Linked DNA regions of Homo sapiens: all the other regions are linked to region 1. A link is a contact called in ENCODE Hi-C or POLR2A ChIA-PET data. All regions are on one chromosome and are shown on one strand. The core of a region is the stretch at or near the end of the contact, and the rest is flanking DNA. Distances in the headings are between cores, read along the strand shown. Region 1 holds the start of IFRD2 (interferon related developmental regulator 2). Region 2 holds the start of TREX1 (three prime repair exonuclease 1). Region 3 holds the start of NDUFAF3 (NADH:ubiquinone oxidoreductase complex assembly factor 3).

Region 1 (4,274 bases), core at 769-3,268:
AAGGGGCCCTACTTGGGCTGGGTGAGTGTCTCACACCTATAATCCCAGTACTTTGGGAGCCTGAGATGGAAGGATTCCTTGAGGCCAAGAGTTCGAGACCAGCCTGGGCAACATAGTGAGACCCCAACCTCTACCAAAAAAACATTTGAGACAGAGTCTTGCTCTGTTGCCCAGGCTGGAGTGCAGTGGCACCATCTCAGCTCACTGCGGCCTTCACTTCCTGGTTCTAGTGATCCTCCCACCTAAGCCTCCTCCCGAATAGCTGGACTACAGATGCATACCACCACACCCAGCTAATTTTTATATTTTTGTAGAGATGGGGTTTTGTCATGTTGCCCAGGCTGGTATTGAACTCCTGGGCTCAAGTGATTCTCCCGCTTTTGCCTCCCAAAGTGTGGGATTACAGGTGTGAGCCACTGTGCCCAGCCTAAAAAATTATTAGCCAGGTGTTATGCACCTGTAGTCCCAGCTGCTTGGGAGGCTGAGGTGGGAGGATTACTTGATCCCAGGAGTTCAAGGCTGCAGTGAGCTATGATCATGCCACTGCACTCCAGCCTGGATGACAGAGTAAAACCCCGCCTCTAAAACCAAACCAAACTAGAGAGTCCCTACTGTAGAGTTAGAATCAGATTGTGACAGTGAACCAGAAGAGTTTCTTGAATGTGGATGTGTGCCCACATGGATCTGGCCAGCCCAGCACTGGCTTAGCAGCTCTCTGCCTCCAGGATGACCTTGTGCAGTCCATTGGTGTGAGTGCAGCACTAGGGGCAGCCGGCGTGGTGCTCTGGGGGGACCTGAGCCTCTCCAGCTCTGAGGTGATCATTGCCCCTTTGAGCCTGCCATGTAGCACATGCTGGGGTCCCAGGGTGGGGGACGGCCATGTCAAGATTATAGAGCAGGCATATTGACACATATCTTCCCTTCTCCTCAGGAGGAGTGCTGGCATCTCCATGACTACCTGGTGGACACCTTGGGCCCCTATGTGATCAATGTGACCAGGGCAGCGATGGCCTGCAGTCACCAGCGGTGCCATGGCCACGGGCGCTGTGCCCGGCGAGATCCAGGACAGATGGAAGCCTTTCTACACCTGTGGCCAGACGGCAGCCTTGGAGATTGGAAGTCCTTCAGCTGCCACTGTTACTGGGGCTGGGCTGGCCCCACCTGCCAGGAGCCCAGGCCTGGGCCTAAAGAAGCAGTATAAAGCCAGGGCCCCTGCCACTGCCTCTTCTTTTCCCTGCTGCCACTTTTCCAGTCCTGGAACTACTCTGTCCCACTCTTGCTCTATTCAGTTTACAGTCAACCCTCCCAAGCACACACCCCGCTTCCCTTGGAATCCCTGAGGGGTAGAAGGGGCCAGAAAAAACGCTTATAAAACCAGAGGCCCTCTGAGATCATGTGAGTCCTCCATGGCAAGGAAGCAGTTCCAGGGAGAGTCAGGTTCCAGCTAGTTAGGGCTGCCAGCCTAGGGCTTTGTGCCTACACCTCACTAAGCCCATGGAGAGGTCACAGATGGGCCGTGCACGGGCAGATGGGCCCCAAAAAATCTTGGCGAAGGTCGGTAAAGTGCTAAGCTGTTGTCTGCACTCTTTCATCATAAAGTCACTTTTTTCCACTGCCTGAGGTTTGGCTGTTGCTCCTGTTATCCCAAGCTCTAAGCCCTTCCCATGGTCCCCAGACCCAGGCAGGGGTAGGTCTCGTCTGGAGTGTCCCGCTGCCAAGTGCCCTGAGAAGCCAGTCCTGCCTTGGTGCTCCACTGAGGGACGCTTCGGAGTTAACCACCGTGCACTTGTTCCCGACGCGGGGCTGGGGCGCGCGCAGGGCATTGTGGGTGCATAGTTCAGCCAGCGCGTCGTCGGCTGGTGGGCCCCAGGCGTGGACTACCATTCCCATGGTGCTCTACGCGCAGCTAGCCGCCGTCGCCTGCGCGCTCAGGCCTCTGGGATTAGTAGTTTTAGCCTCGTGGATGTGGGCCTGAATCGGATGGCCTGGAACTCGCCTTCCCGGCGACCTGTTTGGCAGGGCGGGGCGCCTCGCGAAGATGGTGGCGCGCGTGGCGTGTGGCTCCCGTCGTCTGGCCAAGTCTCAGCGCAGCGCACCGGCCGGCGTCTCGTTGGCCTGGAGCCCACACCCACCGGGTCCCTGACCCCGCGCCCCCCGCGCCCGGTTCCCGGCATGCCTCGCGCCCGTAAGGGCAACACGCTCCGGAAGGGTGGTCAGCGCCGTGGAGGAGGTGAGTGGGGTGGGGGGCGCGGGACAGCTGTATGAGCGGCGGGCGGGGGTCCTGCTGGATCCCCTTGGTTGTTCTCGAGGGCCCTGGGTGGGGAACCCCCTCGGCCAGCCCCACGCAGCTTCCCATAACTCTACCGAGGCTGGCACGTGCCCCAGCAGTCATTGGCCACGTGCGTGCCCAACTTGAGCTCGCTGCCCACTGCCTGTTGGGAGTCCGCGCTCCCAGCGGTGACCCGGCCAGCCCCTCCGGGCCTCAGTTGCCTGCTGGGTGGACAAACTCACCGGACAGGGCAGGAAGCCAGTCCTCTTGCCAAACCCTGATCCTTTCCTGGACTGGTCAAGGAAGTTGGCGGGAGTCCTGGCCTGCTCCGGTGAAGAGAGGGAGGGGGCTCTGTTGGGAAGCTACCTGGTTAGGGCCTTGGCAGCTTGGCAGGCCTGACTCCACAAGGTAGCTGAGTATCCTGGAGCCTGAGGCAGTCTTGGGACTCGCTTATCAGCTTAGACCAGGAGCCTATCTTAATGCGTTAAACACATATGTTTACTCTGCTGGGATGGGGTGCCTACCACGCACAAATTTATTTATTTTTATTCTTGAGGGGGAAGGGAGGAGGGCCGGGCACAGGAAGGAGGAAAATACCTAGGCACAACTTTAAACTGGTCACCACCATGGTGGGTTTTGGGTGGGGGACATCTAATAGGGTGTGGAACATGTTCACTGAGTGGTGTCAGCCCCAGACTTAGGACTCAGGGAGGCCTGGGGGGAAGTGCTTCTGGGTGAGTCCTGAGAGGATGGAGAAGAGAGCAAGTTGTACAAAGACCTGGCAGCTGGAGGGACCCCAGCGCAGTGGAGTGAATGAGGGAAGGCTGGGCTGCTCCGGCAGGTAGAATAGTAAGATAAAATGGGAGCAGGCTGGGCGTGGTGGCTCACACCTGTAATCCCAGCACTTTGGGAGGCCAAGGCAGGCAGATCACCTGAGGCCAGGAGTTCGAGACCAGCCTGACCAACATGGAGAAACCCTATCTACTAAAAATACAAAATTAGCTGGGTGTGGTGTCGTATGCCTGTAATCCCAGCTACTCGGGAGGCTGAGGCAGGAGAATCACTGGAACCCGGGAGGCAGAGGTCGCAGTGAGCCGAGATGGCGTCATTGCACTCCAGCCTGGGCAACAAGAGCAAAACTCTGTCTCAAAAAAAAAAAAAAAAAAAAAAGGTGGCGGGGAGCAGAGGCCAGTGCGCAGGCTGGACTTTGTCCTGCAGATGAGGGGTGTGAGTAGTTCTTAGAAGTAGGGCCAGCCTGGTGATCACACCCTGTCCAAAACTCTGCCACAGCAGCCAACCTTGCCAATGTCAGCCCTTGGCCCTGGACAGACCCCACACACAGGAGTGCACCAGCCCTACTGAACTGACCCTTGGCTTTGGTTTTTCATCTCTGAGAGGGACACCATTCTATCTTTTGGGATTATGAGGTCGAGTGAGGTACCCCCAGCCATCCCTCATCAGTAGAGGCAAGTTGAGTGTCCTATTCCACCTTCTCCAGGTGCCCGGAGCAGTGCCCAAGCTGACTCGGGTTCCAGTGACGATGAGGCAGCCAGTGAGGCCCGCAGCACCGCCAGTGAATGCCCCAGCCTTCTCAGCACCACTGCAGAGGACAGCCTTGGTGAGAGCGGGTGGAAGTTTGACAGGGGCTTGGTGAGGGCTCCATGGGCTGAGGACAAGAAGCGGTGCTGACCAGGTGGCCTTGCAGGGGGGGATGTCGTGGATGAGCAGGGCCAGCAGGAAGACCTTGAGGAAAAGCTGAAGGAGTATGTGGACTGTCTCACAGACAAGAGGTACCCCTGGCTGCCAGCCAACTCCTACACCCAGCTCCAAGTGTGATCAAGGGAGGGCTGGCCCATATGACCCCCCTTCTCGACCTCCCCCAGTGCCAAGACCCGGCAGGGTGCTCTTGAGAGCCTGCGCCTGGCCCTAGCGTCCCGCCTACTCCCCGACTTCTTGCTGGAGCGCCGCCTCACGCTAGCCGATGCCCTGGAAAAGTGCCTCAAGA
Region 2 (3,137 bases), core at 1-2,500, 1.8 Mb after region 1:
GGAGGAAGATCCTTGGTACCCCTGCTCTCTCCAAGGCTGGGACTAGTGTTCCTGGTTGTGGCCAGGTGTGCAGTGGTTGTGACAGCAGATGGTCTTGGCTTGGTCCTAGCAGAGGCTGTGACCCCATACATGGGCCTGATGGTGCCGAAAGGCCTGGCGTGAGCATCCACCCACCGCAGCAGGGCCTGTGGTCTCCACTGACAGATGCTGAGCAGGGCCAGGACATCACCCTCAGCCGTGTGCGAGTCTGGAGGGGACTGCCCATACAGGCGAGTGTAGATGCTGCCTAGGCTATAGCTCTTCCTTGGGCCGTGTTCTGAGGGGCTGCTTGCTCGCTCCAGGGCCTTCAGCGCAGTGATGCTATCCACACAGAAGGCACCATCCAGAGCACTGGTGAGGCCCAGCATAGCCAGCTCTGCTTGGAGCAGGGGGAAGTCGTAGCGGTCACCATTGTGTGCCACCAGGCACCAGGGCTGTGGCTGGCGCCGCAGGAAGGCTAGGAGCAGGTTGGCCAGGTTGTCATCAAAACATTGACGCCCATGCGCTGCCAGCACAGCTGTGCTCAGACCTGTGATCTCGCTGGCTGCAGGGCTGCAGGCCTTCCCCGGAGCCACACACAGGGAGAGCTTGTCTACCACACGCGGTGGTGGAGGAACTGTGGGAGGTGGCCCCTGAGAGGTGGGGGGGCTCTCCAGGGCACATCTGTGGACAGCCAGCAGGCACAGCTCCGTGACCTTGGGCTGGGAGAAGGGCAAGCCAGTGGCCTCCATGTCGAAAAAGATGAGGGTCTGCATGGGCCCCGGGGGCAGGGCCTGCGAGCCCATGGTTGGGTACGTACCTGCTGCTGAGCCTGGAGAGGAGCATGGGGTGGGTGTGTGAGTGCCCAGTGTTAAGATCCGAAGGGGAGGGAGTGGGGTAGGGGGTGGGCAGAAGCACATCTCAGGCCTTCCCTGCACAATCCTGCCCTGTCTGCGAGCTCCAGGGCCCATTTTCAGGCAGGAAGTTGGAGAGGGTGAGGTGGTTTCCTTAGTGGGACCAGCACATTCGACTGTCTGAGAGGGTCTCCCTCTTCACATGACTCGGCCCCTCCCCTAGTGCCCCCTTAGTCTGGGGTGGGGGAACCCATGGCCCTCCTGCCCTGCGCCATCCCATTGTGGGGGCCACACTCACCGTAGCAGGCAGGCAGGCAGGCAGTAGTGACTCGGCTGCACACTCTCCCGCGGCTCTCGCTGGCAGCAGTGGCGGGAAGTGAAACTTGGCGTGGGCCCGCCTACAGGCCCACGTGAGCCAGGCCCGCCCTGCTCGTCAGCCTGCCTGGTCTGTCCCTCTCACCACCATCCGTTCCCCCCCACACCCACTCCCCTGCTCCCGGGGGACCCCAGAGGCCTTCCAAGATCCACAGCTGTGGCCTGCTGGTGGCACAATGCACCGGGGCCATCATACCAGTGACAGGCAGCTGGAAGGACCAGGGCAGTGGTGCCAGACCAGCTCCCGGTCTTACACACTGCTGGGAGCCCCTGCTGCGGCCCTTTCATGCCCACCTGTGGGTCCCAGTTTCCCAGGCTTTCCTGGTTTAGGCCTGGGCCAAGAGCCACCTCCTTCCCTGCCACACAATGGTTTCTTCCCATGGCCCCAGCCCAAAGCAATGACTCAGGACAATTCCACAGGCAGGGCAGGGCTCCTTCCTCAAGGCAGATCAGTTACCATGGGGACGGGCTCAGCAACAGCCAGGGACAGGAAGAAGGATCCCAGCCACTCAGGGTCCGGGTCCTGCTCCACCCCTCCCACTCCGCCAAACAGATCAGACTCAGGAAACAAGGCCAGCCAGTTCTCTGGGCAGTTCCTGCTGGTCACTGCTTTAATCAGTTGATGTGGTAAGGAAAGGAGTGGTGCTGGTGCCACCATGTGGCTGGACACTCAGGGCCTCAGCCACACTCCACCTCGGGGTCTTCCACATCGGTTTCCGCGGCACAGAGGTCATCCAGGGCTGCCTCTGAGACAAAAAGGAGAGGTTCCTGGTGAGGGCCCAAAGGTGCCAGGGCCTAGGGCAGGTCCCACCTCTCCTCCCCCAACGTCCGCAGGAACTAACCAGTCCCTTCCACACCCAGGCCCTGCTCCCTCAGCTACTGCAAACAAAGTGATACAAAGGCAATTCAGACACGGCTATTTCTGGAAAAACCGTGGCTCTGCCAGGCACACTCAACAGATAGATGCAAAAGGCATCCCAATATGCTTGGAGAAGAACTGAGGCAGGAAGATAAAAGAAAATGGCCCCAGTGCTGGAACAGGCTGCAGTGGGCGGGGGCCTGCTGAGGGGACACCCAGGAATCTGACTTGTTGGGGAACCTCTGGAAGAAGCCATGGGGGCTGGGCAGGATGGCCTCTGGCAGGCTTACCTTCACAGTCCGTCACATCAGGAAGCCCTCGGATGAGCATGCTGACCCCCGGCATCACCTGGTCAAACTGATGCAGGACCTCCACGCAGTGCATCATGAAGAGCTTGTCCTTCTGCGATAGGCCGTGCAGCAGCAGCACCGTGTCCCGCAGACAGCGCACTGTCCGCCTCTGCTGGTCGGTCCTTGGGGGTCCCCCTGCCCTCCGCACTGTCAGCCACTGTCTGTGCAACATCACCGTGAGCGCTCTGACCACCTGAGAGAGGGGGGGTGCAGACTGAGGCCTGGTGCCACCATGGCCTGCACCCTAACAATCCGCTCAGCCTAGCCACCTCACGTGAGGGGGTTTGCAGTGGGGCCTACAGTCCTTGCACGGGGCCCCCTTACCACCAGAGCTGCCAGCTGTTGGCCCCTACCCACTCACCTCCACATTACACTGGCAGTTGGAGCCAGTGACTGGGGGCAAGGGGCTCTGCACACCAAGCTTAGCCAGGAGCCACACCACCTAGAACAAGAACAGATTGGTTCCATCCTGGGCAGAAGGAGACCAGTCCCTGCGAGGGTTTTCTTAAGCTTCTATAAGAGTTCACTTGCTTCAGCAACTGTTTGTCTGCACAAATGGGGTCCAAGAAGTGGTGTGGGACCTTCCCAGGGAAGACCCAGGACAAGCACTCATGTGTCACCAGCAACCCACCTGCCTCCAGCCCCCTATTCTGCCCCCACGTCCCAAAGCCAAGACAGGAT
Region 3 (4,274 bases), core at 887-3,386, 1.3 Mb after region 1:
CAGCACCCTCATTTCCAGGGGGAGCCTCAGGCCCCGAGATAAATGTGCTCCATGGACCTGGAAGCGGGTAGTTCCAGGTCCAAAAAGTTCCTCCTGAGGCTGCTCACAAAACAGCTGACTATAGCTATAGCTATGGCTCTTGGGGTTTCAGTCTCACACTGAGCATCTGACTCTGGCTCCCAAGGGGTCAAAGAACAAGCCCTGGGACTGGCATACACAGGGCATCCTGCTAGCCCATAGCTTGGCCATATAGGACCAGGTCAACACACATATATATTCCCTAACTTGAATCTCTCTCGGCCAGGCACATTGGCTCACGTCTGTAATCCCAGCACTTTGGGAGGCAGGTGGATCACTTGAGATCAGGAGTTCGAGACCATCCTGGCCAACATGGTGAACCCTTTCTCTACTAAAAATACAAAAATTAGCTGGGCGTGGTGATGCATACCTCTAGTCCCAGCTACTCAGGAGGCTGAGGCAGGAGAATCACTGAAACCCAGGAGGCGGAGGTTGCAGTGAGCTGAGACTGCGCCACTGCACTCCACCCTGGCGAAAGAGCAAGACTCATCTCCAGAAAAAAAAAAAAAAAAAAAAGCCCAGTGTAGTGGTAGGGGCCTCTAATTCCAGCTACTCAGGAGGCTGAGGCACGAGAATCGCTTGAATCCAGGAGGTGGAGGTTGTAGTGGGCCAAGATCACGCCACTGCACTGCAGCCCGGGCGACAGCGAGACTCCATCTCAAAAAAAGAAAAACAATCAGCGATTTTGTGAGAAAAGCCGTTGAGGTCCTCTCAAATCTGCATGTGAGCAAGTAGGTCTACAACAGGCAAACATACTGCTTCCCGACTTCTGAAAAGTCAAGGAATCCTAAGTAATCTAGATGAAAAAGTGACTCCTTGGTTTCTTCACATTCCCCTCCAAGAGCCCAGTGAGCCATCAGCTCCTGGCCAGCAACACACCTGATACAAAATGGGAGAAGTGTATAAATTATTATGTTGATAAGCAAGATAAGTGCCAAAGGGTAGATAAGAGTGAAAGCATTGGGAAGCCTGGCAGAGTGCAGTCAGCAGGTCAGTTCCTGGCGGTTCATTGAGCAGCTTGGCCCAAAGATGTAAGTGAAGTCCCTCCTGGTGGAGGGATGAGAGCAGCTCCAGTTACTCGGCCTTCATGACACAGGAAGTTGAAGGTGGCACAGGCATTGGGCTGCAAAGAAAAGGCCAGCATCAGCCTGTCTAGCGCCAGGCCTGTGCTCCCCGCAGCATGCCCCAGTCCCGGGACTCACCGTGTCCTGCACTTCCACAGCAATGCCCCGCTGCCTCATGGCTTGAAGCACCTGGGACTGCAGCCTCTCGGTCCGGTCTCCAGTCCCCACCACCACGATCTCTAGGGAAGGGTGGGTGTGGCTAGTCTACAGTTCTGTTGAGAGGCTGCAGTGGGGGTCGCCTTCTGGGGCCCAGAACACCTCTGTTCTCCCTCCCCTTCCCCAGTACCTATCCGGGGCTCCAGCAACCAGAAGAGGGAAAAGCTGTCTTCGGTGATGTCCTGGTGGGATCCCACCTGTGCAGGGAGGAGGCACATTTAATACGACAAATCCACGCAGCCTCTCCCCATCTCCATCCACTGCAGGAGGAGACAGAGGAAAGCCAAGTTTGCAGGGACCAAGCAGGGTGAGGGCCTGTGACTCTGGGCCTCAGTTTCCACACTGCGGGCCAGGACTCACGTTCCACTGCACCACCGAGTGCGGGAGCAGAGCGCAGGGGCCGAGCACGCGGTTTCCGTTTATCATGAAGCCGCGGCTGTTGTAGCTGTCGATGTACATTGCCTGAGCGGCCTCGCGTTGCAGCAGAGAGATGCGCGTCCGCTGATACAGCTCGTCATCCGCCGGCGAGAGCCGATGCCCTCGCCGCGGGGCCCTGCGGAGGGAAAGGGTCAGGGGCGCGGGGCCGGGCCGGGCAGCCCGAGAGGCCGGAAGGTGCTGGGCTGGCAGTCGCCGGCCCTAGGGGGCTGGATGGTCGAGGGCGCGGGGTCCAAGCTCACCAGGGAAGCTCAACGGGCGGACAGCGCAGCGAGGGTCGCGCTCGGTACAAGCTACGTAGCGCGAGAGCGGTGGCCATGGCTGACCAACGCGCGGCGAAGTCGTCACCGGCGCCGTTAGTCCCCGGGTTGGGAGGGCCCTGCGGAGCCTGACCCAGCGTGGCTGCAGCGCCCCCTGCGTCCCGGAGGGCACCGCACAGCTCGACCGGCCCAGCAGGCGAGTGTCCTCAGTCTTAGGAGGCCGAGTTCCCCGACCTCCGGCGCAGCTCCAGTGTCAGCACCTGCCGCCCTCCCCGCCCCGGGCCCTTGCCCATAGTCCCGGGGGAGTGGAACACCTGGCAGCGTGGCCACCCTCAGGGCGTTGCCTGGGCCGCAGCCGCGGCCTGGCCCCCGGGCTCTCAGCTATTAAGCCGCGCTCCCGGGGCGGGGCGACCGCCCACCTGGTCGCGTCCCGAACACCTGGCCAGGCGGTGGGTGCCAGACTTCTAGCCCCTAATTCCAGCCTTTGGGGCTTCGGGCACCGTGGGCGGGGCAGCCGGCTCAAGTTTCTCCGGCTAGACGCGGAAGCACGCCCCGCCCTAACCGTCACCCGCGCGACCGTTGGCCTCTCCGCAGCGCGCGGAGAGGGGCGTGGCCGAGCGTGGATTGGCTTCTCGGGTTCTCTAGGGGGCGTGGCCAGGTGGTTTCTCCTTAAAATGGCTCCAAGTCTGCAGGCAGCCAGAGCAAGCGGAAGGGCAAGCTGTGATAGTGTTTGGGTGGCTGTTCGGCTGGCCCAGACCAGGCCGAACCGGACCAGACTTGAAGTAGAAGCGCGTGGAGCATCACCTTGTCCTCGTTCACTCTGCTCGCGTCCTGGGAGTCCCCCGTCCCCCGTCTTGATCCAAGTCAAGGGCCTACTGGCGCGAGAGTCGCTGGCCCCCGCGCGGGGTTTGGGCATCTCGGCACGCCGGCTCTGTCGTGGCCTCAGGGGAACATTGTCGCTTTCGCTACCCGCGGGGCCGGGCGAGCGGGAAGCTCGGCACAGTGGGAGCCTGGTGGTGGGTCTCCTGGGGCCGGTCGCAATGGGTTTCCGGGGGTCCCGCGGCTGCTCTGTGGACCCCTTCGGCCCCTGGTGCTCCGGGCGCTGGCAGCGTCACCGGACAAAGGCCACCGAGCGCGGGGGTGTCCCCGAGGTGGACGCGCGGGTTTACTTCCTCTCCGGCCCCACGGGCGCGCTTCCCTCCTGACGGATTCCGAAGCCCGCCCCACCACCGTCACCGCACCAGTGGCCCAGGCTTCGTGGGACCAACAGGGCTAATCCTGCCCCACGGATCTAATCCGGATCGGGACCCGGTCCCAGGGGAGGCCCCCACCTCCCCTTCTATTGTTCTGTGGCCCAGGTGAGCGTCTTGTTCCCTCTAGACTCCGTTTCACAACCTACTCCCGGGTCTTCCTCCTGGGACTGGGGATGGGCGGGTTCTGATGTGGCCCCAGGGCGAGTGACCTGGGGGCAGGAGCTCCCCCGCCCCCCGCCAACGGCTGGACAGCGGGCAACGGAATCCCAAAAGCAGCTGTTGTCTCCAGAGCATTCCAGCTGCGCTTGGATTTCGTCCCCTGCTCTCCTGCCTGAGCAGCGCCCTGGCCCAGATGGGGTGCCCCTGACCCCCAGACATACTTTACTGAGCTGCTTGGGTCTCAGTTCCTCTCAGTTGCGCCCTCAGGCTGGAGGTGATGGGTGTAGACGTGGGAGAGCCGAGGCTGGTGGCCATCTCTGGAACCCTGGGGAGGATTGGCGAGGGAGGGTGGACCCAGGACCTCTGGGTAGGGCTGCAATGGTAGTGACTCCCCCAGGGCTGCCTCAGCCCGCATCTCGCTAAAGATAGCCCTCTTACTTCCTGGGGAAAAACCACCCCAACCGTCTTCGTGGATGAGAGTATCTGAAGTCCTCAGTTTGACTGAGGGTTCCCAACCCTGCTAAGCAGTTGTCTCCAGGTCATGCACCTTCAGAATGGAAAGCGCTTTGGAATGACACGATCACTCCCGTTGAGTGGGCACCCGAGAAGCCATCGGGAATGTCGTGTCCGCCCAGTGCTCTTTCGGCGCCTCCCAGCAGGGCCTCAGCCCTGGCCCAGAAAGGGGCCTTGCCAAGCTTTTCCTGCCCCTGGGTTTCCCTGCTCTCCGGATTTCCCAACTCTCTCTACTGAGTTAGCTTCTCTATTAAAAGGAATGGGGGTGGGGTGGGGGGTGAGTAAGTTACAGTGAA

The links. Hi-C counts contacts between places; a loop is a spot of excess contacts on that map. ChIA-PET counts read pairs that join two places held with the same protein, here RNA polymerase II (POLR2A). Pooled maps may share reads with other maps.
Region 2: a loop to region 1 is called in a pooled map, with 4 times the contacts of the local background. The contact joins the promoter of TREX1 here to the promoter of IFRD2 in region 1. A Hi-C loop is called at or near these places in 1 of 168 maps with a recorded cell type or tissue (naive thymus-derived CD4-positive, alpha-beta T cell) and 7 of 50 pooled maps. POLR2A ChIA-PET finds 5 or more read pairs at or near these places in 1 of 52 experiments (GM12878).
Region 3: a pooled map shows a loop between it and region 1 (9-fold over the local background). The contact joins the promoter of NDUFAF3 here to the promoter of IFRD2 in region 1. A Hi-C loop is called at or near these places in 1 of 168 maps with a recorded cell type or tissue (naive thymus-derived CD4-positive, alpha-beta T cell), 1 of 37 single-sample maps with no recorded cell type and 8 of 50 pooled maps.

The regions. Positions count from the first base shown.
Region 1 is chr3:50,290,173-50,294,446 of GRCh38, reverse strand. IFRD2 (interferon related developmental regulator 2) reads left to right here and starts at 2,018. Exons shown (of 12, transcript NM_006764.5): 1 at 2,018-2,230; 2 at 3,768-3,887; 3 at 3,975-4,059; 4 at 4,153-4,274. The coding sequence starts at 2,173. HYAL3 (hyaluronidase 3) reads left to right here. Exons shown (of 4, transcript NM_003549.4): 3 at 726-815; 4 at 932-1,615. The coding sequence ends at 1,201. RefSeq lists enhancers at 584-1,139, 1,530-1,719 and a silencer at 2,100-2,309.
Region 2 is chr3:48,464,343-48,467,479 of GRCh38, reverse strand. TREX1 (three prime repair exonuclease 1) reads right to left here and starts at 1,250. Exons shown (of 2, transcript NM_033629.6): 1 at 1,171-1,250; 2 at 1-850. The coding sequence starts at 824. ATRIP (ATR interacting protein) reads right to left here. Exons shown (of 13, transcript NM_130384.3): 11 at 2,818-2,898; 12 at 2,397-2,649; 13 at 1-1,993. The coding sequence ends at 1,926. It overlaps ATRIP-TREX1 (ATRIP-TREX1 readthrough), which reads right to left. Exons shown (of 15, transcript NR_153405.1): 12 at 2,818-2,898; 13 at 2,397-2,649; 14 at 1,171-1,993; 15 at 1-850. RefSeq lists enhancers at 1-440, 655-854, 441-1,322, 1,935-2,024.
Region 3 is chr3:49,019,983-49,024,256 of GRCh38, reverse strand. It overlaps NDUFAF3 (NADH:ubiquinone oxidoreductase complex assembly factor 3), which reads right to left and starts at 2,136. Exons shown (of 5, transcript NM_199069.2): 1 at 2,036-2,136; 2 at 1,719-1,911; 3 at 1,489-1,555; 4 at 1,281-1,381; 5 at 762-1,201. The coding sequence starts at 2,112. The coding sequence ends at 1,085. It overlaps MIR425 (microRNA 425), which reads left to right and starts at 4,023; the gene lies at 4,023-4,109. MIR191 (microRNA 191) reads left to right here and starts at 3,548; the gene lies at 3,548-3,639. It also overlaps a transcript of DALRD3 not described here. RefSeq lists silencers at 1,746-1,795, 1,856-1,975, 2,016-2,115, 2,336-2,525, 2,562-2,764 and an enhancer at 2,280-3,049.